2 separate regions of the Homo sapiens genome follow, and region 2 is linked to region 1. Evidence: read pairs that join two places in POLR2A ChIA-PET (ENCODE). Cell type or tissue: PC-9. All regions are shown on one strand. Links, peaks and the distances in the headings refer to the core of each region. The heading gives the core; the rest is flanking DNA. Region 1 holds the start of LOC105374890 (a long non-coding RNA gene). Region 2 holds the start of PXDC1 (PX domain containing 1).

Evidence for each region. Peaks named below come from ENCODE experiments on the same cell type or tissue, not always from the same donor. Only the 100,000 strongest peaks of a DNase experiment are listed, where the experiment ranks them.
Region 2: POLR2A ChIA-PET joins it to region 1 with 12 read pairs; 3 of 35 experiments call an interaction of 5 or more read pairs at or near these places.

What each region holds. Positions count from the first base shown.
Region 1 is chr6:3,408,098-3,418,930 of GRCh38, forward strand. It overlaps SLC22A23 (solute carrier family 22 member 23), which reads right to left. Exons shown (of 10, transcript NM_015482.2): 2 at 7,655-7,758; 3 at 2,091-2,245. LOC105374890 (a long non-coding RNA gene) reads left to right here and starts at 2,603. Exons shown (of 3, transcript XR_926397.3): 1 at 2,603-2,814; 2 at 8,486-8,696; 3 at 9,228-9,882. RefSeq lists silencers at 1,670-1,890, 4,938-5,232, enhancers at 2,562-2,706, 5,290-5,789, 6,854-7,355 and a cis regulatory region at 2,627-2,640. In PC-9, for the core only: CTCF peaks have their summits at 2,969 (motif pointing right) and 3,171; a DNase peak (open chromatin) is centred at 6,744; H3K27ac peaks cover 1,303 bases.
Region 2 is chr6:3,750,186-3,762,503 of GRCh38, forward strand. PXDC1 (PX domain containing 1) reads right to left here and starts at 1,528. Exons shown (of 5, transcript NM_183373.4): 1 at 1,091-1,528. The coding sequence starts at 1,346. RefSeq lists silencers at 752-831, 1,582-1,821, 1,872-2,041 and enhancers at 5,599-6,465, 6,628-7,593, 10,668-11,181. In PC-9, for the core only: a CTCF peak has its summit at 1,930; no DNase peak of the experiment used is centred there; H3K4me3 peaks cover 655 bases.

The DNA.
Region 1 (10,833 bases), core at 2,145-10,144:
ACAATGGCAGAGTTGAGTAACTGTGACAGACCATATGGCCTGCAAAGCCTGAAAAATTTCCCACATGGAAAAAGTTTGCCAGTGTCTGGGTTATATGATTCTGTGCCTAAGAGACTGGAGGGAAGCAATCTCCTAGGGTAAGTACTTTCTTTGAATGGTTCTGAAGTAGAAGAGAACCTTCTGCTATAAACAGCTCACTATGTAATCTAATGAAAACACATCTTCAACATAATATTTTGTAGTAAATATAACAACTGGCTTCAGAGGTCAATGGCATGATGTCACAGTGCAAGTCAGTAAAACAATTCTATGAATATGTGAGGTGGAAACAATGCCGTTCAGGTACAATTCACTCCTGGTCTGGCTTCATTCATGGATAGTCTCTCCAGATGGCAAATGCCAGTTACACAGGTAGCCCTTCCCTACCCTCCTTCCTTGACACTGGCAGACATGGCTAATGGATCAAGGTGTTCTCTTCTGCTGAGCCCCAAAGTCTCCTCAGAAGTCTTCTCCCCATTCTCTGGCAGCTTCAGCCAGTCATTAGTAATTGGCATGCAAGATAAAACCAATACACCATCTTTGCGGTAAGGTAATTTTCCATGAACACTCTCTTGCCTGGGGGTGGTGAGGCTGAGGTTATATTCTCTGCAGAGCTCCTGAAGCACAGCTATTCCATTTTGTCCTAGTGCAGAGCTGTCCCCTTTTATGACCATCCACGTGAGAGGACTGGACTGCCCTCCCCCTGTGAGAATGGAAGCCTGACAAGGACGGCTGCCCAGAGCAAGGGTCCCGGCGCACTTGCACACATGTGGGCCAAGGGATTGCCTGAGGGCAGGACCAGGAGGCTTCTCCAGAAAAGTGCTTAGACCTGTTCCTCTGCACAGACTGTCAGGGGTCAGGGCCATAGACAACGGCACAGGCATTTTGCCTGGGGAGGTTCAAGCCCAATACTCGCATTATTTATTCAAAGAAACAAGTTCCCCAAACACCATCACCCAGGCCCACTCATCTTGTCATGCATATCTTCCTAAAGAACTTCCCAAGAGACAAGGGTTCTAAGACAAATGCAAGTAAACTGGAAAAGGTGATTTCTAAGAAACTACAATTCAGTTAAACATTGATGACAAAACGGCCAACTACGGATCTAGAAGAATATACCGGTAGCCTTTTTCTGTGTCTGCTCCTTCCTGTGACAATAAAACTATGTCCTGAATGGATTATATTTCTAGTGGAACAAAAATTTTAGCTATCTAAAAGAAGTCTTTAATATGCAAATTTAAGAGAATTAGAACTATTCTTATGTTGTCACACTGGAAATTGCTACTTAATCTATACCTGACTCCTGTGCGTGTGGTCAAAGAAAGAGAAAAAGACAAAATACATGGTAAATCTTACAGTATTCCCAACAGATCTTTCCACAAAGTGACTAAAAAGTATAAAGCCAGTAAATAAGTAAAATAACCACGCCTAAAACTCTTCTTCTCCTTATGGGTGTGTGGTTGTGTTCTAGCAAACACCACCTACAAATAAGTGAAACCTAACTATATTCAGCAGAGTTAATACAGCCAACAGACAAGATAGATCAATGAAAGAAATGTCTCACCCTCCTAAAAAGACCAAATACTAGCTAATGCTGTCATTTACTTTTCCAGTACCAATGCTTAGGTCTCAGTTCCAGACCACTTAAGGACACAACTGTGGACATGAGAATGTGGAAAGTTTGGATTCTGTGTGGATACCCAATTATGCACCAGATAGAAGCACACAGGATGTCAATGCAGACAATTCTGAAGAAAACCGAAAGCCTCTCCATATCAGGAAAGAACCGATCGCCACTCCTCCAAGCAGTTACGCAACCTCCCGTGTCCTTTGATGTGCACTGAGCCCGAGCTGGAGATCAGGATTGAGTGAAATGTTTCACGGCATCACCTGAAAAGCCTCTTTCACAACACTTGAGGCCTTTAATGTTTGTGTTTCCACAAAACTGCCAGCCCACACGAGCAGCATGCACAGTATCTTTCCCAGAACCTCCCAGGCAACAATACTTTTGCTAAATTCTTTCAAGACTAGTCGTGAAGGCTCCTACTTACGTAAAGCATACAAGGTGAGAATGATTCCAGCCAGGCAAAATCCTTCAAAGAACCTGAGTGTGCTGAACATTGTCACATTCACTGACAGTGCCACAGTCAGTCCAAAGATCAGAATGAAGATGATGGAAAACAGCAGCACAGGCCGCCGGCCGACCCTGCATATGGAGAGGGAAAAAGTTAGGAATCATTGTGAAACAAGACAATGACGCTAGATGCTGAAACCCGGTGTCCAGCAGGCACTCAATATATGTTGAATGAGTACTGGGTAAAAAGTCCTGTGCCATCTATACCCACTTCACTAGATCCTAGGCTACTATGGGTAAAAAGGGAGATTTAGCCCAACCCCCTAATTCTCGAGATAAGGGAGCAGAGATCAACCAATTACAGAGTAAGAGAATTCAGACTTGAGCCCAATTCCTGTTGCTGAGTCTATTTCTGAGTGTATAGTGATATAATTCAAGGCAAGGGGAACAAAATTAATAATTCTCCAAACAGGAACCTTGATACACCCAGCATAAAAAGTCTTGAGAAATCGTTGACCTTTGGGATTGGATCAAAAGTCAACATGGTCACCAAGCAAAGCGGCTTTGTTTCCTCTCCCCAGGTTGTTAACTAAGTCAGATACCTGATCCTACACACAGCCTATCCGAGCCAGGGCCAAGCCATCTGTCAATTTGTTTCAGCTACACGACGAGAAGTAATTTTTAAGGGATCACACACTAAGGTAAGACAGCGTGAACTTTAAATGCCCAGTGACCTGATAGTGAGCTGACAGTGCAGCCCCTCGGCTGGACTGAGAGGCAGGGAGCCCAGGCTGTGATGATTCTCTGGAAACGGCCACAGATACCCTCAATTCGTGGGTTCTGGAGCTGGCCAGTTTCAGATCAGTGACCACTAGGGGGCGATGTGCTTCTAGAGTGCCTGGGAGGACAGTAGAGGGTGGTCCACAAGAATGGGGAAGTCACCAGTTCCTGTGGCCCCATGCTAACTTTCCATCTTTCCTTGATTAACCGATTAGAAATAAAATGGCAACAATAACTCTCCATCAAACACGATTGGCTTGGTCTAAAGGATAACTCAGAGAAATGGGGGCAGAGTGGATGCTATTTGCCAGGAGAAAAAAGGGGGAAAAATCCAGACCTCCTGTCCCCAGTACCACAAAGGGTAGCTGAGGGGCTCGAACTGTCCTAGACGTGTTAATTACAAGACATCTACATGCAAGTAAAATGCCCAGAAAAGACAAATATACAGAAACAGAAAGTAGATTTGTGGTTGTCCAGGACTGGGGGGTGATGTTTCCATCATCCTTTGAGGGGATGGGAATGTTTTAAATTCAGAGTGTGGTGATGGCTGTACAACTCTGCAAATATACTAAAACTCATTCCATTGTGCACTTAAAATGGGTGGGTTTTATGGGATGCAAATTATATGTCAATAAAACTTCAAAAAAAAAAATTAAGGCATGGCCTTACCCTATAGAGATAGATGGAATTTTAAGAAAATACAGGGAAAGGAACAACAGGATGAAATTACACTCAGAACTTTTAGTTCTAACCATTCCCATCAGTCACTTTGGTTTAGTGAAACAAGGCCAAGGCTAGGAGCTCAATGTAAGTCAATAATCTCACCTGGAGATTTTAGCCATTACTTTCCCTTGTCCAGTGCTGGGATCAGGAAGCCCTTACCAGCAAAGACTGTGTAGCTGATTTTGTCCAAATCTAACTCATTGACAAAAATAAATTTAAAATACAGCTTTAGTCATTCTCCTAAAATGAAGAAAAATGAACTAACTCTAACATTTTGCATTACCCTTGACTTTCCTGGTCTGTGAAATGGGGATAAGCATCCCACATTGTGGAGTGTTGAGATCCTTCACTAGGGGGGATGATGGGCACAGATGCAACGCCTGGCGCAGAGGAAATAATGCAATGTTGTAGTGCTCATTCCTTCCTGCGTTTCCACGTCCCTGATGCCTACCAAACATGGTTTGCTCTGTTCTGATATTTTAGAAAAGATGTTCGATTTTTTTAAGCGTGCTGCCTCCCGAAAAATGGTGGCTAAAATCAACAAGTAAAACTTATCAAGGTCTACAGGGCAAACACTGTCTTTGAAGTCAGAGTGTGTTGGTTCTGAATCCAGGATCACCACTTCTGAACTATGTGACCTTGAGTAAGACCAGGCTTGTTCAAACGAGCCTGGAGTTCCCTTTGGTAAGGGCCAATTAATGTCTGCTTCATAATGTTATCGACAGGAGTGGATATGAACAAATGCTTCAGCAAGCGTTCAATACATGTTAGTTACAAGCATGGATGGTTCTCCTAGAAACTGGCTCCCAGGGCAGAACCCTCTCAGAGAGGACTGATAAAGCCACAGTCCTTGTCCGTAATGCAGAGGACTTTATCACTTAGGATCTGTGGTGGGCAGAACAATGGTCCTCAAATCTGTCCATGTCCTAATCCTCAGAACCTGTGAGTATTTTACCTTTCATGGCAAAAGGAATTCTGAAGATGAGATTAAGCTTAAGGACCCTGAGATGAGGTGACTTTCCAGGTAGGTCCAATCTAATGACAAGGAAAACCTCCCCTGGCTCCAGGGAACCAGAGAGGTAGTGGTGTGAGAAGGACTTGACTTGACATTGCTGGCTCTGAAGACGGAGGATGGGGCCATGAGCCATGGAATGCAGGTGGCCTTTAGAAGCTAGAAAAAGCAGGGGAGCAGATTATCTCCTGGGTCTTGCAAAAAGGCATGCAGCCCTGCTGACACCCCGACTTTAGACCAGTGAGACCTTTGTTGGACTTGTGAACTGCAGAGCTGGAAGATCATTCATGTGGGCTTTGGAAGCCACCAAGCAGGTAGCAATTTGTAACAGCAGCCATAGAGAACCGACACAGGGTCTCAACAGGAAACAGAGGTCCCACTCAAATGAAGTGACTGGAGGAGATGGTAATAAAGGGATTATTTACAGAAGAGTAAACAAGCTGAGAGGGAACCCACAACAGACGGTGTTTGACCTTGCGGCTCTCGACAGCAGGGAGTAGGGGAAGGATGGTCCTGGCCCCAGAGAGAAAGAGGTGCTGTGTGGAGGTCATGGACAGGAGGTGGCTGGCCCCTCCAACCTGGCAGAGAGCAAGCTGGGCATACAAGTGCCTGACCTCACTCTCTTCTCCCCTGAGGATCTACAGCTGGTGCTCCCCACTGGCCACACTCGGCCAGGAGCTGGCGGGCAAGGGGTCCTCTGTGGAAGCCCATACTGGCCAGCTTCCCAGGGCAGGCTGGGGAAGGGGGCAGAGGGCTGCTGCAGTAACAAACACAGCGAAGAAGTGAGCGCATCCCTGGGGCCACTGGCCATCGGCCCTCCCACCCACCTGAGCTAGCAGATTCTATACCAATACCCAGTGAACATCCCCAGACAAAACTTGGTGTCAAAAATGTAACTTTTTGAAGAAAGAAGTGTACTACTTAAATGTTACTAAATGCTGACTGCAGCCTTAGGAAGCATATTGTATGACTTGATCCACTTCCCCTGCAGCCATGAAACAGGGCCCATAGCCGAGAGGTCTGGAGTTCCCTTTAAATGGGTTTATTTCCTTTTAAGCAAGGCTCAAGCAGGGAGTCAAATGCCAGAAAATGGAGTTGGAAAATACCAAGCTTTCAAACTGAAAGGGAAGGCCACTCAAAATGTTCAAAAACTACCACTCAGGCAGCCTGCCCCTGATTCCCGGGGCACCCCCTCAATCTTGCCCATCTGAGGAGGAACCTCAGAAAAGCAACTGCAGAGAAATGGTTTGCGATGTCAGACTTCTGGTTACTCTAAGAGCAAGACCCAAACTCTTTTGTCCTCAGGCCTGGTGTGTGATCAGGGAGGCCACATCACATGTGTGTACAAGAAGAAAGTTAAGAAAACAATCTTTAAACAATTTAAACTGTTACAGACTGGTTCATTCATAAAAGTCGATTTTTACTTTTCTATTAAATTATTTATTGAATAAGGACACTACAACCCCAGTTGAGTTTGCATTTTTTTAGAAAGACAGTGACATGGATTATATTAGTATATTTTTCTAACCTATTTCAATGTAGATTTCTGGGAAACGGTATATTTTAGACCAATATAGCCCACACTAGAAACCTATGAACTCAAGTATTTGGTTTAAAAAAATAAACCCTGTGTTGCCTCTACCAAAGAAAGCCCCCAAGAGGTCCCCTGCGTAGGTCTCCAGAGGTCACTGACTGCTTCTCTGTTGCTGTCCACAGAGAACGTGTCCATGAGAAGCACTTGCAAATCATGATGAGGCAGATGTCAAGCACACAGGAAATCACATTACATGTCAGCTCAAGGAACTCCCAAATACACGCTGGGTTTTGGAAGAAATTTTCCACATGTGTAATGTGACCCTCTGCTGCTGTCCGCCCAGGCACTTGCCTTGGCCAGCATTCTCAGTTAACTGAGGTGCAGAGGTCACAGAACCTATAGAATTTGTTCCATATCACTCTGGGCCCTTATTTCCTCAAGGCCAAGATGTCTCGATTCACCAAAAAAAAAAAAAAAAAAAAAAATCCTTTAAAGATAAAAGAATGTAAGCTGGGGAGACAGTTACACTACGCCTCTCTCCTGAGCAATCTCGCTACTTGAAAAACCTGTCAACATTGTGCAACTGCCTCCCTGCTTAGACACCTCACCGCTGCTGCCCCTGTGACCACAGAATGCCTTAAATAAAAGCGCTGCAGCATCCTGGTGGAGGGGCAGGCTCTGAGGCCACGTGGTGGCTGAGTTTCAAGTTCTGGCTCTCCAGCTTAAAGCTGAGTGAACTTGGAGATTTTACTTACACTTCTCTGCTTTTTCAACTGTAAAACACAGGTAATAATAGCATCTCCTATTCGGGGTGTTGTAAGGAGATGTTAATGTATGGAACTACTTAGCACAGTGCCTGCTACACGGTAATCTTTCAGCTGCTAATGTTATCATTATTGCATATGCATTCTCACCTCTGGCCACCACCCTCCCCTGCCCACAGCGCCCATCTGTATTACCGAAATGCTCTTTATCACTCAAGGTGCAGCTCCCTACAGACCCCACAGAGGCATCTCCTGGCCAAGGACTGCCCCTCTCCAAAATCCACGTGACATGTAGAGGAGCTAATCAGCATTGCCTGACTCATTCAGCTCGCATGGGGGAAGGGTCTTTAGCTTCCCCATCCCCTATTTTTTAATGCATCTTCTGCAGCTGCCCCTTAGTGCATCCACCTCCTGCAGCCCTGCACATAAGTCTTCAAGCTCTTTCTAATGAAACGTCAAAGGTTAGAAGTAGATGGGGCTGCAGGCTGGTTTTGCTATATTCTAGAAGCTAGAGAATTGCGTTGAATTTAAATTCACACTTCCAAATGATCTGCTACATGCATGGGCCATTTCTCCGAGCTCTGCATTCTCCACGTGGCAGCTTTGGCCTTCTGCTCTGGCACTGGGAAAAGACAGTCATGGTAAGCTAACACTGACTATTTTTCTTTAGCCAGCAAAGGCGTGCTGTGGCCTCCAAAGGTTCGTGCGGCGGGCATGTTGGTACTCACCAGTCAGCAATGCATCCAGTTATTAGGTAGCCAAAGATTAATCCAACCAGTAAGGAGAACTTAGCGATATGGACCTTCCAGGCATTATCACACACAAGATCCCACTAGAGAGGGGCAAATAGAAAATAAATCAGAGAGAAACATACACAGAGCTAGTCGTACTCAATTATAAGGGCAATACAATAACCCTGCAGGGACCACCGCACCGTTGCCAGTACCATGCCATATACACCAGTCAGAGTCTCTTCCATGGTTTTGAAAATCCAATGAGACATATAATTTGCCCACAAAAGGAAATGTAACATTTTAGTCTGGGACAGATTATAAGTCTGCAAAGAATGACGCAGGAAGTCTGGGGATGTGTATTCTTCTGTCCCAACCACCACGGGAAATGTAAACTGAGGCAGAGGTGGGCAGCCACGGAGACCAGGCATCCCTGAGGACCAGTGGTCCCTCACCATGAAGAGCTGCTCTGAGTGCCCAGGGGCTGGGAGACCCTGTCAACTTTCTGCATGGGCATCGTGATGACATGAGGAGGTTAAAAGTAACTTTTGCATTTTCATCCCAAAACATTCCCCAAACTTTATGAGGAGTCTTAAAAATAAAAGCGAGCATTAGTAGTAAATGTTGAAATATGAACTTTAACTAAACATTCTATTTTGCCCTTGGAAGTGTCCCTTGCGTTTTCCCATGTTTCCCTCTAAAGCCATCTGCTCTCCTTGGAGAGAAAGCCGGTCAATTAGTAAATACAACATTCAGACTATTATATTGTTTAATAAGAAAAATACAAACAAATACAAATCTTCTCATTTTTCTTTTCTCCACTTGCAGGATCAGGACGTAAACCCCTGTTTGTTCCCTCTAAGGGATGTGTGTCCAAGTGTGGACTCAAATCCACATGCAGCTTTCATCTGGGCCAGAGGGGCACATAAGCAGGGTCCCTGCTGGCCAGGCCATGGAGACACAGAGCCGGGGGTCTAGATGCCCCTGCTTCTGCTGCAAAGAAGTGGGCAAAGCTTCTGGTCTGGACGCGCAACTCCAGGTCAGTGGAGACGGGGGTGGGGTGGTGCAGGGAAGAAGCTGAAGAAATTCACGCCAATGCATTTGGGAACACCGGAGCGGGAGGTGTTCTGGGAGCAGAGGCAGGATTGGAGGGGATGGGGAACATGGAAGGTGGTGGGCTGACCCCTGATCCTAGTTCTGTCTTCTTAGATGTCTCCCCCCGCCCCTTGTCTCTATGCTACCCAGACTGCAGCACAGAGGATCCTTAGAGGGCACTGTAAGCTCAGGTCCTGCCTCATGTTTCCAAACTTCCAGAGCCTTATCGAGGCCCCTGAGGCCACAGCTGTGGTTCTCAGCTTCACTAAAATTCAGGAAAAGCCAAGCTCTGTGTCAGTGGATGCAGGGAAAGGTGCCTGGCTGGGATAAGTAGAAAGCCACTGCCTGTCACAATGTCCCCACTTCTGCCCTGGACTCCTTGGGACACACACTGGCTCGCCGATGCCCCCAACACAGGTATGCTTTCCAGAGGTCTGAGGAGGGTGACTTCTTTTTCTACCCCATCTGCTTCCAGAGTGATTTGCAACGCCAGGCCCAGGAAGAAACGGAATATGGGAATGTAAGCACAGACTGCACAAGGGCCTCATCAATAAAAGACGGCTTGGAATTTGCTGTTGTCAGGGTTTATTCATGAATTTGGGGAGAAGGGCACTGCTGGTTGCACAGATTCTTAAGAATTCAGACACAGGAGCTCCTTACAGGGTTAACTTCCTTCCATGATTGCTCCAGTGGTCCTCAAACTGCTCCAGGGACCAGCAGCATCAGCACCACCTGGGGACTAGTTAGAAAAGGCAAGTTCTTGGGCCCCATCCCAGGCCCACTGAATGAAGACTCCTGCAGGTAAGCACAGCAGTGTGGTTCGGCAAACCTGCCCTGCGACTCTGAGAACTACTGGCCAACACTGCCCTGCCATTTTGAAGACAATGAATGAGCTTCACTGTCTTGGGCTGGGGTTCAAACAACTCCCAAGAGCAGGGAGAAGCAAAAACGCTGTGGGAACCATGCAAAAGACTACTGGCTGCTGCTGCTCTGCTCTGCAAATGCAGGGTCGTACAGCTAGGTGATGAGTTCAGTGAGCTTTTGGAGGCAAGCCTGGAAAACGAACATTCACATATGTATGCTGTTTCTAGGAAAAAATGTATTTTTGATAATAAAAACCTTTCACCACACAACCTATTTCTAACTTCAGGAATACAGGTTTTGCCTTAAAACGTGAGTGACAGCTTCATAAATCACAGTGGGTGCACATTCTGTTTTTCCAGCTTGGTTTATACACTCTGGGAGAGGAGGTGCTCTCAACACCTGTAACCACTCATCTCCCAGTTGCATCATGCCTTTGGGAGCCTCAGTCGGGCACAATCTTGGCAGGAGAGGAACACATCCCGACCCCAGGTTGCTGCCGGGGAGAAGGGCACCAGCTGCTGTCTTGATGGCAGGGAGTCATCTGAAATGCTTTCATGTCTCCCCCAAGACTTCCCATTGATGAGTTTACTTGAGGTTAAAGGATGCAAATGAGTATATTATGCTTCTATGAGATGGCCAGGAGGCAGAAGAAATTTTAATAAAGCATTTAGGGGACTGGAGGAAATTGCCAATACTGTTGTGAGTTCAGCCACCTGAGCAATGACCAGACCTGGCCTTGGGCAGCCATGACCCCATTAAGGTGCTAGCTAATAAGACATTCAGTGATCAGCCCTATCCATTAACAGTGCCACAGTGGAAAATGAACACAGTGGAGGGAGACTGAGTCACTCACACGCCTGGTAGGGAGAGGAAGCCTGGTTAGAAGTATTGCTGGCTCCACAGTTCCCAGCCTCTGGGCTTCCCCCTGGGGAGGGGGTGCAGGAAACCCAGAGCAAGGCAGCCACCTGCTACCTTAAACCCTCCTCAACTAGGCACAAGAATAGACAGCATATCTGAAGCAACAAGTAAACCAACTGGATTCCCAGGCCCAGCAAGTTTACCATGATAAGGGTTACTCATGCCTGGGGATCCGCCTGCAACACCGCCCTTGCCATCCTGGAGGCACCGCCGTTTAGCAGGGTAGGGTAGCGCTGGGGGAACCCATGGCACCGACACCCTTGTTTGACTTCTGCTTCTGGTATTGACAAAAATGTGTC
Region 2 (12,318 bases), core at 1,786-9,785, 340 kb after region 1:
GAAAGCACAGGTTATCTCAAGAACGCAGCCAGATAGGAGGCTGGGGAGACTTGGACGGGCCACCTTCTGCTTCAGTAACTTGGCCCCAAGCTTTCAGGAGGTCTCTGCTTAGAGGAGGACTGCAGAAAAGAAGGCTGCTGGGCCACTGTCCCAATGTTCCGAGCTACAGGTGGTCACCCATGGAGGGGGGTGGGACCTGCTCGGAAGTCCTCCAGTCTTCCCGCCCCTTCTCCCCTCCCGGCCCTCCCAGGCGGCCCCTCTCCTCGGCCTGCCCCCTCCACCCCGCAATTCTTCCCGTCTCAATTCCAGTCCCTCTCTCTTGCGTCCTCCCGGCTTCCACCCCCTCAGCCTGGCCTCCAAAAGAAAGATCGGGCAGAGCGGTAGGAAAAGGGAAGCCACCGCGGTTTCTGAAAACAAGAATTCCCGCGAGCCAGGACGGTCACGAGGCCGGGGAGGAGGCGGCGCAGCTGATCAAACGCGAATGGGGACCAGCCCTGGCGGGGGTGCGGGGGGGCCCTGGCTGTCCGCGGCAGCCGCGGGCGGGGCGGCCGCTCCGAGGAGGGACGGAAGGGCTGCGTGGCACCTCGCGCTCGAAGACCAGGGGCGCGCCCTCCGCGGGGAGAACTCGGGGCGGCGGCCAGACCCGACGCGACCCCCGGCTCGGACCCTGCAGTTAACTGCTCCCAGACGCTTTCCCAGTGCGCCCGCCCGCCGGCCCTCGGGAGGTACCGGGCAGGGGGCTAGGGCCGGGCCGACCCTGTGAGCCGCTCAGCCCCGGGCGCCCCCGCCCTCCTCGGAAGTGACTCGTCCTCAGGGAGAGTCCGGCGCCCGCCCTGCCGGCCTCGGCCCCTTTCCCGCCCCATTTGGCTCCTCCGCCGGGGGCGCCCCCAGGCTGGGCAGGCTGGCTCCCCGTCCCCCTAACCCCGCCGCCCGGGCACCCCTCGTCTGCGGGCGCGGGGTCCAAGTGTCCCCTGTCCAGGGCGGGCAGAAAGGAGAAGTCGCAATCTCGGTTGAAGTCTCTTCCCCGCCTCCTTCGTGCACTTCAAGGCTGCCTCGGCCCCGCGCCCCTCCCGCGTCCCCGGCCCCGCACCTTGCCGCAGCGGCCCCTGCGCCAGTTCGGACCGGTCCTCGGGAAAGGCGTCGCGCAGGCGCTGCCACAGGCGGCCCAGGTCCGCCAGGCTGCGGTGCAGGTAGAGCACGCTGCGGTCCGACCACTCCGTGCGGATCTCGAAGAACTCCTCTTCGTCGCCGCGCCGGCTGACGATGAGCCTGCGGATGCCGTTCACCCAGCAGCCGCGCACGAACATGTTCACGAGCGACGTGCCCTCAAACACCGCCGAGGCCATGTCGCACGCATGCCCCCGCCAAGGGCTCCCCAGCCCCGCCGCCCGCCCGCCCGCAGGAGGCGCGCCCCGGCCGGGGTCGTCCCGGGTCTGTCCGTGGCCGGGGTCGTCCGGGGTCGGCCCGTCACTCCAAGGAGGCTGCGTATGGCCCGCGTTCGGGGCAGCGGGGCGGCGCGGCGGCGAGTGGCTCGGGCCGGCCGGGCGCGGCTTTATAAGGCGCTTCCCATCGCGGGCGGCGCGGTAGTCGACGTCGAGGTTAGGCCGCGTCCGCCTCCCGCCCGCCTCCCGCGGAACGGGCGCCGCGGGCCGCTCTGGAAAGGAAGAGGTCCGGCTGGCCGCGCCCCCGCCGCCTCCGCAGAGACCGCGCTGCCGCGGCCACGAGAACCCCCGGAGCCGGGAGCCGGGCCGAGTCCCAAGCGCTCGCCCCCGCCTCGCGCCCCCCGCGCCTCCTCCCTCGCGGCCCCGGAGCCGCAGGTCGGTGACTGGACCAGCCGGGAAGGGAGGCGGGGCGGGCCCTGCTTGCCAGGCGCTCGGCGCAGACTTTTTTCTCTTTCCGTTTCGCGATCCTCGGGACCTCCCAGGGCTAGGAGCTGCGCGCCCCACCCGGCCCGCGAGGGGATGGCAACTACCCGGGGTCCGGAGGCGGGGCTGCGAGTGTCGGGGCGGGGGGCGCGGGCCGGGTCGAGCACCGCCCCGACGAGGGCCCAGGCCAGTCCGGCCCGCCCCGGGTTCCCTCCGTGCCTCAGGTCCCCTCCGTGCCCCGCGTCCTCCCGCGCATTCCGGTCATGCCTCAGCCGCGCCAAGGCCTGGGACACGGCCGGACAGACCGCGGGGCAGCCCTCGGAGAAGTGGGAAGAGGGGAGAAAACAGTGGCGAAAAGAAGGTCTCCTGGGAAGGAGCGCCCTGGGAAGCTGGACGCGGTGGGTGCTCTTGAGGGGCCTCAGGAGTGGACTTGGGGAAACCGCCCGCCCTGAAAACTGACTCAGCGGCGCGTTACTGAGGCCGTTCCTAGTTGGAAGAGAATTAATAGCACTTGTTTGAGAATTACAAGTTAGTTCCAGAAATGAATCGAGTGACCTCACAGCCCGTAGGCAGGGGTGGGAGAGCCAGGGTGAGCCCCTCACCTCACCCCGCCCCCGCCCCGGCAGCGCTCTGGAAAGCCTCAAAGCCCAGCGCTGCGCGGAAATGTTAGAGGCCCAAGGCAGGTGGCCTGTCTGGACTCAGACCCGACCCAGATGTCCCCCCAGGTCCCTACCACTCAGTCCCACCTGCCTCGACTCAGTCCCGACCCAGATGACCACCCCCCCCCCGCCCCCACCACGACCAACTTTTATTCCGACTGCGCCAGTGACTTGCAGATAGCATAGCTTCAAATTTCCTCACCTGGTCTGGGGCGGTGAACAGGTCAAGATGGAGAGTGTCAAGAGAGACTTTTGCTTTGTCTATGATGTTTTTATATACACTTGCTAATTAAATGAACGCATATGTTTCCTGTGTAATTTTGTATAGGGGAATAGGGGCCGTGGGAACTGGAAGTAAACAGCCAGTGTGCCAGCAGCTCTTGACTCTAGGTGGTGGGAATAAGTGCCGTTGTAACCACAGTACCAGCCCAAACGGGGCTTACTCTGTTTGTAACAATGTTGAGTTACCTTGCAGGTATAACAGAGCCAAAAACTCTTAAGTCACAAAGCCCAGGCATGCACCATAGAAAAAGATTTGATCTCTAACAAACATCCAGAACCAACTATTCGTCTCCTTGGAACGAAGAAGACTGGGACATGACTGGAACCCGAACATTCGAACTCTCAGAAGGGAAGGGTCTCTTGGCCCAGAAGATAGGGGCTAAAATCCACCTCAACATACCGTACCATAAATGGCCAAATTTGAAGGCCTTCAAACAGATCCTGCCCAGCCAACATTTCTAAGTCCTTTCCTTTGCCCTCTGCTTCCTTAGAACTTGCCCCAGACCCCAAATCAGGGAGGAAGATTTGAACCTGCCTCCTGTCTCCTTGCTGGCTGGTCTTGCAATAAAGTCTTTCTTTTCTCAAAGGCAGTACCATGGTATTGCTTCCGTGTACATTGAGCAGTGAGCCTGAGGCAGGAAAATAGGGTCAGGAGGCAGGGAACATAAGGCCAATTCACACTTCGGCTGTAACAGGAAATATCCACTCCATAGGGCGTATGCTGTAAGTGACTTTGTAACTTTACTTCATCCTCTGCATTTACGTAGAGGGTAAGTGAAGTAAACAATGGAATCATCTAGGGGATATTTAAACTTCCAAAAATTCTGTAACGGGGCCTTTGAGCCCCTATGTTCGGGCCGCTCCCACACTGTGGAATGTAATTTCGTTTTCAATAAATCCCTTCATTCCTTCCTTGCTTTGTTTGTGCGTTTTGTCCAATTCTTTGTTCAAGATGCCAAGAACCTGGACATCCTCCACCGGTGACAAGCCCATTTGCTTAATAAGATTATTATTTTCTTCTCAGTATTTTTCTGTTACTTATTTTCTGAAAGTGCCAGGAAGAGGAGGGCAGGCAGGACCACCCCAAAACAGGCCACCTGTGGTATCATGGTGACCTCTAACCCCAGCCCCCAAGAATATGAAAGTGATGACGACTCTTATGAAGTGTTGGATTTAACTGAGTATGCAAGAAGACATCAGCGGTGGAATTGAGTGTTTGGCCCCAGTTGGAGACCTATGGTGTTACAGAGAAATACTCAGTAGCTACCCAGATTGGAATGTGTGGCGTGACAGGCTGGTATGCAGGATTTTTGCTCCCAAAAGTTGGGAAGGTTGCAGCAACTGCAGTGACTTCCAGATTGACTGGAAGAGAATTGAAAGAGACGTACATAAAGCAAAAAGACATACTAAGGCCCGGGCGTGGTGGCTCATGTCTGTAATCCCAGCACTTTGGGAGGCCGAGGCGTGTGGATCACCAAGTCAGGAGATCGAGACCATCCTGGCCAGCATGGTGAAACTCCATCTCTACTGAAACTACAAAAATTAGCTGGGCGTGGTGGTGGGCGCCTGTAATCCCAGCTACTTGGGAGGCTGAGGCAGGCGAATCGCTTGAACCCAGGAGGCAGAAGTTGCAATGAGCCGAGATCACGCCACTGCAATCCAGCCTGATGACAGAGCAAGACTGCATCTCAAAAAAGAAAAAAAAAAAAAAAGACAGACTAAGAAATGAGCAAATAAAGCAGCACCTGAAATCAACAATACAGTTGAAGAAGCAACTGACTTTATCAAACAGAACATTGTGATATCCACTGAATTTGTGGGAGGCTTTTTGCTAAGACTTGCATTTTAAAGACATGAATGGTCTACCATAGTAGACAGCTATGAGAAGTGGCGGCAACACAGTGTCCTCTCTCAACAGTACATGCTGCCGGATCTCAGAAAAACAACTAGCTGGACAATACTGAACTCACAACTTAGCATTTTGCCATCTGGAGCCTGGCAAACTGGTATTTGCTGTAAAACAACTTATGTGGTATGTGAACAGTAGTAGTTCTGAGCAAAACGTGGCTTTTATCATTTAAAAAAAAATGCTTCTCTTTAGAATTAGCTTATAAAATATCACCATTGGTTGTAGATATGGAGAGAAAAGAAACTGCTACATTTATTGCCTGGTGAAATATTAATCCCTTTTCATTTAAATAAGATGTTCTGGCTTGGCGCGGTGGCTCACACCTGTAATCCCAACACTTTGGGAGGCCAAGGAGGGAGAATCACCTGAGGTCAGGAGTTCAAAATCAGCCTGGCCAACATGGTGAAACCCTGTCTCTACTAAAAATACAAAACAATGAGCTGAGCGTGGTGGAGGGTGCCTGTAATCCCAGCTACTCAGGAGGCTAAGGCACAAGAATCACTTGAACCCAGGAGTCAGAGGTTGCAATGAGCTGAGGTTGCGCCACTGCACTCCAGCCTGGGTGACAGAGTGAGACGCTGTCTCAATAAATAAATAAGATGTTCTTCATTGTGGTTTACAGTATAATGACAATAATTTTAAAATCTGTATTATAGCTTCAATATTAGGACTGACTTTTTTTTAAAGATATGTCTGCAATAAATTGAAGAACTGCAATGCCCTTTTGTGGAAAGCTTTAGAAATGATATAATTATTAAAGATATTAAATAGACAAAAAATAATTTTCTAATAATGATGATAATAAAAGAATCTCTGAAGTGAGTATTAGAACTTCTGACTACTTCTAACTATTGGTCCTACCCAGCCACTGATGAACTCCAATCATATAGTCTCAAACTGCTCACTTGATGTTTCTTTGCCTCCATTTGCCTTTCCGTGAAATGGGAATTTAAAACAAAAATTAAAAAGCCCACGACTGTTGTGAGGACAAATAAAATGGTACATGGCTGAAAGTGTGCAGTAAACACCTTTGAGGACTTGTGTTATATAAATGTCAGTAACAGATACAGAGGAGACGGAGTGGTTTCGGGTTGTAAATCCAGCTGATGAGCTAGTTCATTGCGGGAGGCTACATAATAGAATGTGCAAATGGAGAACAAAGAGGAGCTCTCTGGGTCACCTGCCCATCTTCCAAGCCTGGTTTAGAATTACAAAGGTGTAGCCAAGGAGGAGTCCTGTTGTAGGTAAGAGCTTTGGAAACCAGATACTTCAATCCGATTAATAAGAGTAAATAATGAGAATAAAAGACTTCATGAAACTCAAGGCCTTTTCTTCTGAGGGGGTGTTGGGGTGTCCTGTTTATTTTTCTTCGGTGGTAGTTTTGTTTGGATTTAGCTTTTTTTTAAGTTCTATGTGTTCTCCCCGGCCCTCAAAGTGAACAGCAAGACAATGCAAAACCCCGGAGGCATCCCTCCAGGTCTCTGTCTGTGACCTACTCATCTGGCATCTGACAACACAATAGGGAACTCCGTGCTGCTATAGTCTGAAAAATAAGATTAACTTCTAGAGCCAGGAGGTGAGCAGTGAGTGTGGGGTGGGAGAGGAGATGCTCGCCCCAGGGTGCCCTAACCCCACAGGTTCCACTATTTGTAACCCCCTCTCCCACCCCACCTACTTTACCTCCCCCAACCCCTAAAGGGAGAGCTAAAGAGGGTCTTTTATTTTTTTTTTTAATCACTATCTGTGCTTGCAAGGAGTTTGGAGCCTCATGTGATTGACAAGCTGTTTACAAGAGCACCATGATTTGCATGTTAAGTTCTGCCTCAGCAGTTGTTCTAGACACGGTAAGATAGTTCAGTGAGCTTCCCACAAAACTGCAGCTCTTGGCCAGGTGTGGTGGCTCACGCCTGTAATCCCAGCACTTTGGAAGGCTGAGGTGGGCAGCTCACGAGGTCAAGAGATCAAGACCCTCCTGGACAACATAGTAAAACCCCATCTCTACTAAAAATACAAAAGTTACCTGGGTGTGGTGGTGCACACTTGTAGTCCCAGCTACTTGAGAGACTGAGGCAGGAGAATCGCTTGAACCTGGGAGGCGGAGGTTGCAGTGAGCCGAGATCGCACCACTGCGCTCCAGTCCGGCAACAGAGCAAGACTCAGTCTCAAAAAAAAAAAAAAAAAAACTACAGCTCTTCTCTGTTTCTCTTCAAAACAAAAGGGATGGGACCTCAGAGTTGTGAATGTTTGCAGATACAGTAACTGATTTGATCCTCACAACAGCCCAAGGGGACAGGGAGATCCTTGTTCCTTAGATTCAAGAAACAAGGCTCCAAGAGGGTCTGGAAAGGCCCTGGGTGGAGGGCTAGTCCCACACCAAGGCCCTGCTTGGCCGGGCCCCTGCAAATCCACTCACTGGTCCGGCCCGGGTTCCAGCACACTGGTGTTCATGGTCTCCAACGGCCCTGTGCCTTCCCCAGGGACCCGCTCACAGGCCCTCAGTGTGGAATGCCTGCCACCCCTGCCCTGGACTGCTCATTCCCATTCTTCCTTTAGACCAGTGCTTTTCAGACTCTCCAGTGCCTGTGAATTTCCTGGGAACTTGTTACCAAGTAAATTCTGATTCAGGAGGCCTGGGTGGGGCCTGAGATTCTGCGTTTCTGCCGGGCTGCCAGAGCTCATGACCATCTGCCGGCCACTCTGAGCAGCAAGGCAGATGCTAGCGTAGGCCTTGCTTGGTCTGGGATGTGTCAGGAGACACAATTATACCGTCTCCTGGTGCCCTGCATTGGTTCATAATTGTAATGAGTTTGTTATGTTTTCCTGGCTGCGGTGTAATCGCTAGGAGGGCAGGGACTAGACAACTGTCTCATTCCTAACCGTATTTCCAGTGCCTAGTACAGTGCCTGACACATGGCAAATGCTCACTAAATATTTATTAAATGGGCAAATGAGTGAAAGACGAGAGCCAGCCAACACTGGTCTTCCCACGGGAACAATGCCGTCCCTTGATCTTGTGAAGGGACAGTAATGGAACATTAGGGAAAATTTCACAACCCATCATCAAATCCAGATTTTACTGGAGGCCCATGTTGAGAGGTGACAGCATGCTGGCGGCCCTCGCAAGCTCTCGGTGCCTCCTCGGCCTGGGCGCCCATTATGGCCGCGCTTGGGGGGCCCTTCAGCCCGCCGCTGCACCGTGGGGGCCCCTTCTCTGGGCCAGCCGAGACCAGAGCCGGCTCCCTCGGCTTGCGGGGGGTTGTAGAGGGAGAGGCGCGGGCAGGAACCGGGACTGTGCGCGGCGCTTGCGGGCCAGCGCGAGTTCCGGGCGGGCGTAGGCTCGGCGGACCCCGCACTCGGAGCGGCCAGCAGGTCCCGCCGGCCGGGCACTGAGGGGCTTAGCACCTGGGCCAGCAGCTGCTGTGCTCAACTTCTCGCCGGGCTTTAGCTGTCTCCCCGCGAGGCAGGGCTCGGGCCCTGCAGCCCGCCATGCCTGAGCCTCCCCCACGCCGTGGGCTCCTGCACTGCCCCAGCCTCCCCGACGAGCGCCGCGCCCTGCTCTACGGCGCCCAGTCCCATCGACCACCCAAGGGCTGACAAGTGTGGGCACACAGGCGCGGGACTGGCAGGCAGCTCCACCTGCGGCCCAGATGCGAGATCCACTGGGTGAAGCCAGCTGGGCTCCTGAGTCTGGTGCGGACTTGGAGAACCTTTATGTCTAGTTAAGGGATTGTAAATACACCAATCGGCACTCTGTATCTAGCTCAAGGTTTGTAAACACACCAATCAGCACCCTGTGTCTAGCTCAGGGTTTGTGAATGCACCAATCAACACTCTGTGTCTAGCTAATCTAGTGGGGACATGGAGAACTTTTTGTGTCCACACTCTGTATCTAGCTAATCTAGTGGGGACGTGGAGAACCTTTGTGTCTAGCTCAGGGGTTGTAAAGGCACCAATCAGCACCCTGTCAAAAAGGACCTCAGCTCTGTAAAACAGACCAATCGGCTTTCCATAAAATGGACCAAACAGCAGGGATGTGGGTGGGGCCAGATAAGAGAATAAAAGCAGGCTGCTCCGGTGTCCTATCCACTCTGTGGAAGCTTTGTTCTTTTGGTGTTTGTAATCAGTCTTGGTGCTGCACACTCTTTGGGTCCATGCCGTCTTTATGAGCTGTAACACTCACCGTGAAGGTCTGCAGCTTCACTCCTGAAGCCGGTGACACCATGAACCCATCGGGAGGAACGAACAACTCCAGATGCACCGCCTTCTAGAGCTGTAACACACTCACTGCCAAGGTTTGTAGTTTCACTTCTAAAGCCAGTGAGACCACGAACCCACCAAAAGGAATAAACTCCAGACATGCTGTCTTTAAGAACTATGAATGCCACCATGAGGGTCTGTGGCTTCATTCTTTAAGTCTGTGAGACCAAGAACCCACCAATTCCAGACACTATATCCTAGGCCTAAAATCATCTTAAAAAAAAACCATCTTCAAATGGGTCATAGTAAAATGTTCATGGTGATCATCTCTCAAGAATAGGATTACTGACTTTGTGTACTTCCGTGTTTTCCAAATTTAATGCAATGAACAAGCACTAGTGCAGTAATTTGAAAATTCATCTAAGCAAGTTCTCTGAATTATCTCCATGGTCACTTCTCTTGTCACTGCAGATGAACTATCTGTGTGGCCATGGCCCATCACTTGTACTCACTGTTTGCTTAACTACAAAGAAGGGGGGACTGCAGATGACCACCGAGACACTCAGCAATGTGAATTCTCTATGAATGTTTTTATCTGTATTCCTTCTCAGCCTTGCTACTCCAAAGCACTCCCAGCCTCATTCTTGACTTTCTGATTTCTGCAAGTTCTTGCCAATATGAATTATGTTTCATGCTGCTGGCTTTCTAAGGATGGAATTTGTGACTCAAGGCCTAAGCTGCCACTGAGCTATTTGCTAAACTTAAGTTGCTGTTTTTGAACACCCGGACTCCTAAGAATCAATGAAAACCCAAGATGATCAACATTAGTCACAGAACCAAATAATCCTATGGACTGACGGAGGGTGGGTCGCTGGAGTTTTATGCTTTTCACATACTGGCATTCCAGTAAACATTCTTAAATACGTAAGCTGTGAGGTTATTCAGCAAACAGCCTATGGACAGTCACAGCATTTGTACCTGCTCCACAACCCACTGTATTTTCCCTAATGGTATGAATGCATTAATACATGAAGTGATTTATTTTAGGAGTTGAAGCTAAACTTTTTTTTTTACATTCATTAGCGCATTGAGACATTCACTCAGCCTACTTTCTATAGGCTATCATGAGCAGAGTTAGTGAGCTTGTTTGTGGAAACTATGTATGAAAAATAAGGAAAGTTTGGAGTTCAAATCTGAAATATTTTGAGATCAACATTGACGAGACATAGTGACATAATGCTTGCCAATAATATTTATTCTGGAACTATTACATTACGACAAACATGGGATCCCTTTGTATGGTTAGATTCAATAAGAGATCATTGTTACACTTTGATTCAGCATTTTCTTATATTCTGAATAGAAATAAAATTTCTGTGCCTGAACTTTGTTCTGACATGTGTTGAGCAGACATCAGTCTTCATATTCACCAGTAATATAAGCCCCAAACAAGTAATATAACTTTAAAATTTTTACCACATGGATAGATAGGGACATAGCTATAAATATGTAGATACAGATGTGTCTTATTTGATTCCACAAAAGATTTAAGATGATTTGCCAAAATATATACAATAAAAAAATGCATAAATTAGAATTTAGATCCTAGGAAAATGTAGAAGAGAAAAAGGAGCAGAGGAAAATTGGTCCATGGATAAGCACACCATCGAAGTGCATTCAGTTACTAAATGTGGGTTGGAAATGGCTTCCCTCCAACGCTTCCTGACTCAAGAGTTAAACTCCAAAACCTTCGCCTGACCTGCAAGGCCTCTACATGGCCTACGCCTGACGCCGTCCCCCCAGTCTTCCATCTCATCCCTCACATTCCTACATTCTCTAGTCCACTCCTCCTAGATATGCCAGGCGGGTCCTAAGGTCAGGAGTTTGAGACCAGCCTGACCAATATGGTGAAACCCCGTCTCTACTAAAAATACAAAAATTAGCTGGCCATGGTGGCGGGCGCCTATAGTCCCAGCTACTCAGGAGGCTGAGACAGGAGAATCGCTTGAACTCAGAGGGGTCAGACGTTGCAGTGAGCCAAGATCATGCCACTGCACTCCAGCATGGGTGACAGAGCCAGCCTGAAACTCTGCCCTGCGTCCTTCTGAGAAGTGACAGTGTACCGGCATGGCAGCCCTCACAGCCCTCGCTCGCTCTTGGCGCCTCCTCGGCCTTGGCACCCACTCTGGCCGCGCTTGAGGAGCCCTTCAGCCCGCCGCTGCACTGTGGAAGCCCATTCCTGGGCTGGCCAAGGCCGGAGCCGGCTCCCTCAGCTTGCGGGGAGGTGTGGAGGGAGAGGCACGGGCGGGAACCGGGGCTGCTCGCGGCGCTTATGGACCGGCGCGAGTTCCGGGTGGGCGTGGACTCGGCGGGCCCCGCACTCGGAGCGACCAGCCGGCCCCGACAGCCCCGCCGGCCCGGGGAAGTGAAGGGCTTAGCACCTGGGCCAGCAGCTGCTGTGCTCGACTTCTCGCTGGGCCTTAGCTGCCTCCCTGCGGAGCAGGGTTCGGGACCTGCAGCCCGCCATGCCTCAGCCTCCCCCACGCCGTGGGCTCCTGCGCCTCCCGAGCCTCCCCGAGGCTCAAAATAGTCAAAATGGACCAATCAGCTCTCTGTAAAACAGACCAGTCGGCTCTCTGTAAAATGGACCAATCAGCAGGATGTGGGTGGGGCCAGATAAGAGAATAAAGGCAGGCTGCCTGAGGCAAGCGCGGCACGCCGCCACGGTCCGTTTTCAGGCTGTGGTAGCTTTGTTTTTTTGCTTTTTGTAATAAATTTTGTTGTTGTTTGTTCTTTGGGTTCACGGTGCATTTGCGAGCTGTAACACTCACCACGAAGGTCCTCAGCTTTCCTCGCTGGTGAGACCATGAACCCCCCCAGAGGGAAAAAACACCCAACACATCAGAATGTCAAGGAACAAACTCCGGCCATGCCGCCTTTGAGGGCCTGTAACACTTAACCGCAAGCACCAGCCACGCCGCCTTTAAGAACTGTAATACTTGCTGTGAGGGTCTGAGGCTTTATGCTTGACGTCAGTGAGGCCAAAAACCCATCAATTCTGGACACACTCCCAAATGGCTTCCTCCCTCATCTAGAATTCACCATCTCCTTGGAGGGGCTCTTGGCCACCCACCTGAAAGAGGTCACTCCCCCCGCCCACCTGCCCGTCATTCTCTTTCCCAACGTGTTTTGTGTTTTTTCAGAGTGAACGTCGTGATAACGTGTATCATGACCTGTATCCTCACTAGCATGTAAATCTTGTGAGGAGGGCCTTTTTCTGTTCTGTAGACTGCTGTGTCCTGAGAGGAGCAAATGGTGAAGTTTGTGTTCTCTGGCTAGGGGCAGTGCAGGTATCCTGTCTTGTTGGTTGAGGGCGTATCCACGTGCTTTTTTGTTTGTTTTTGAG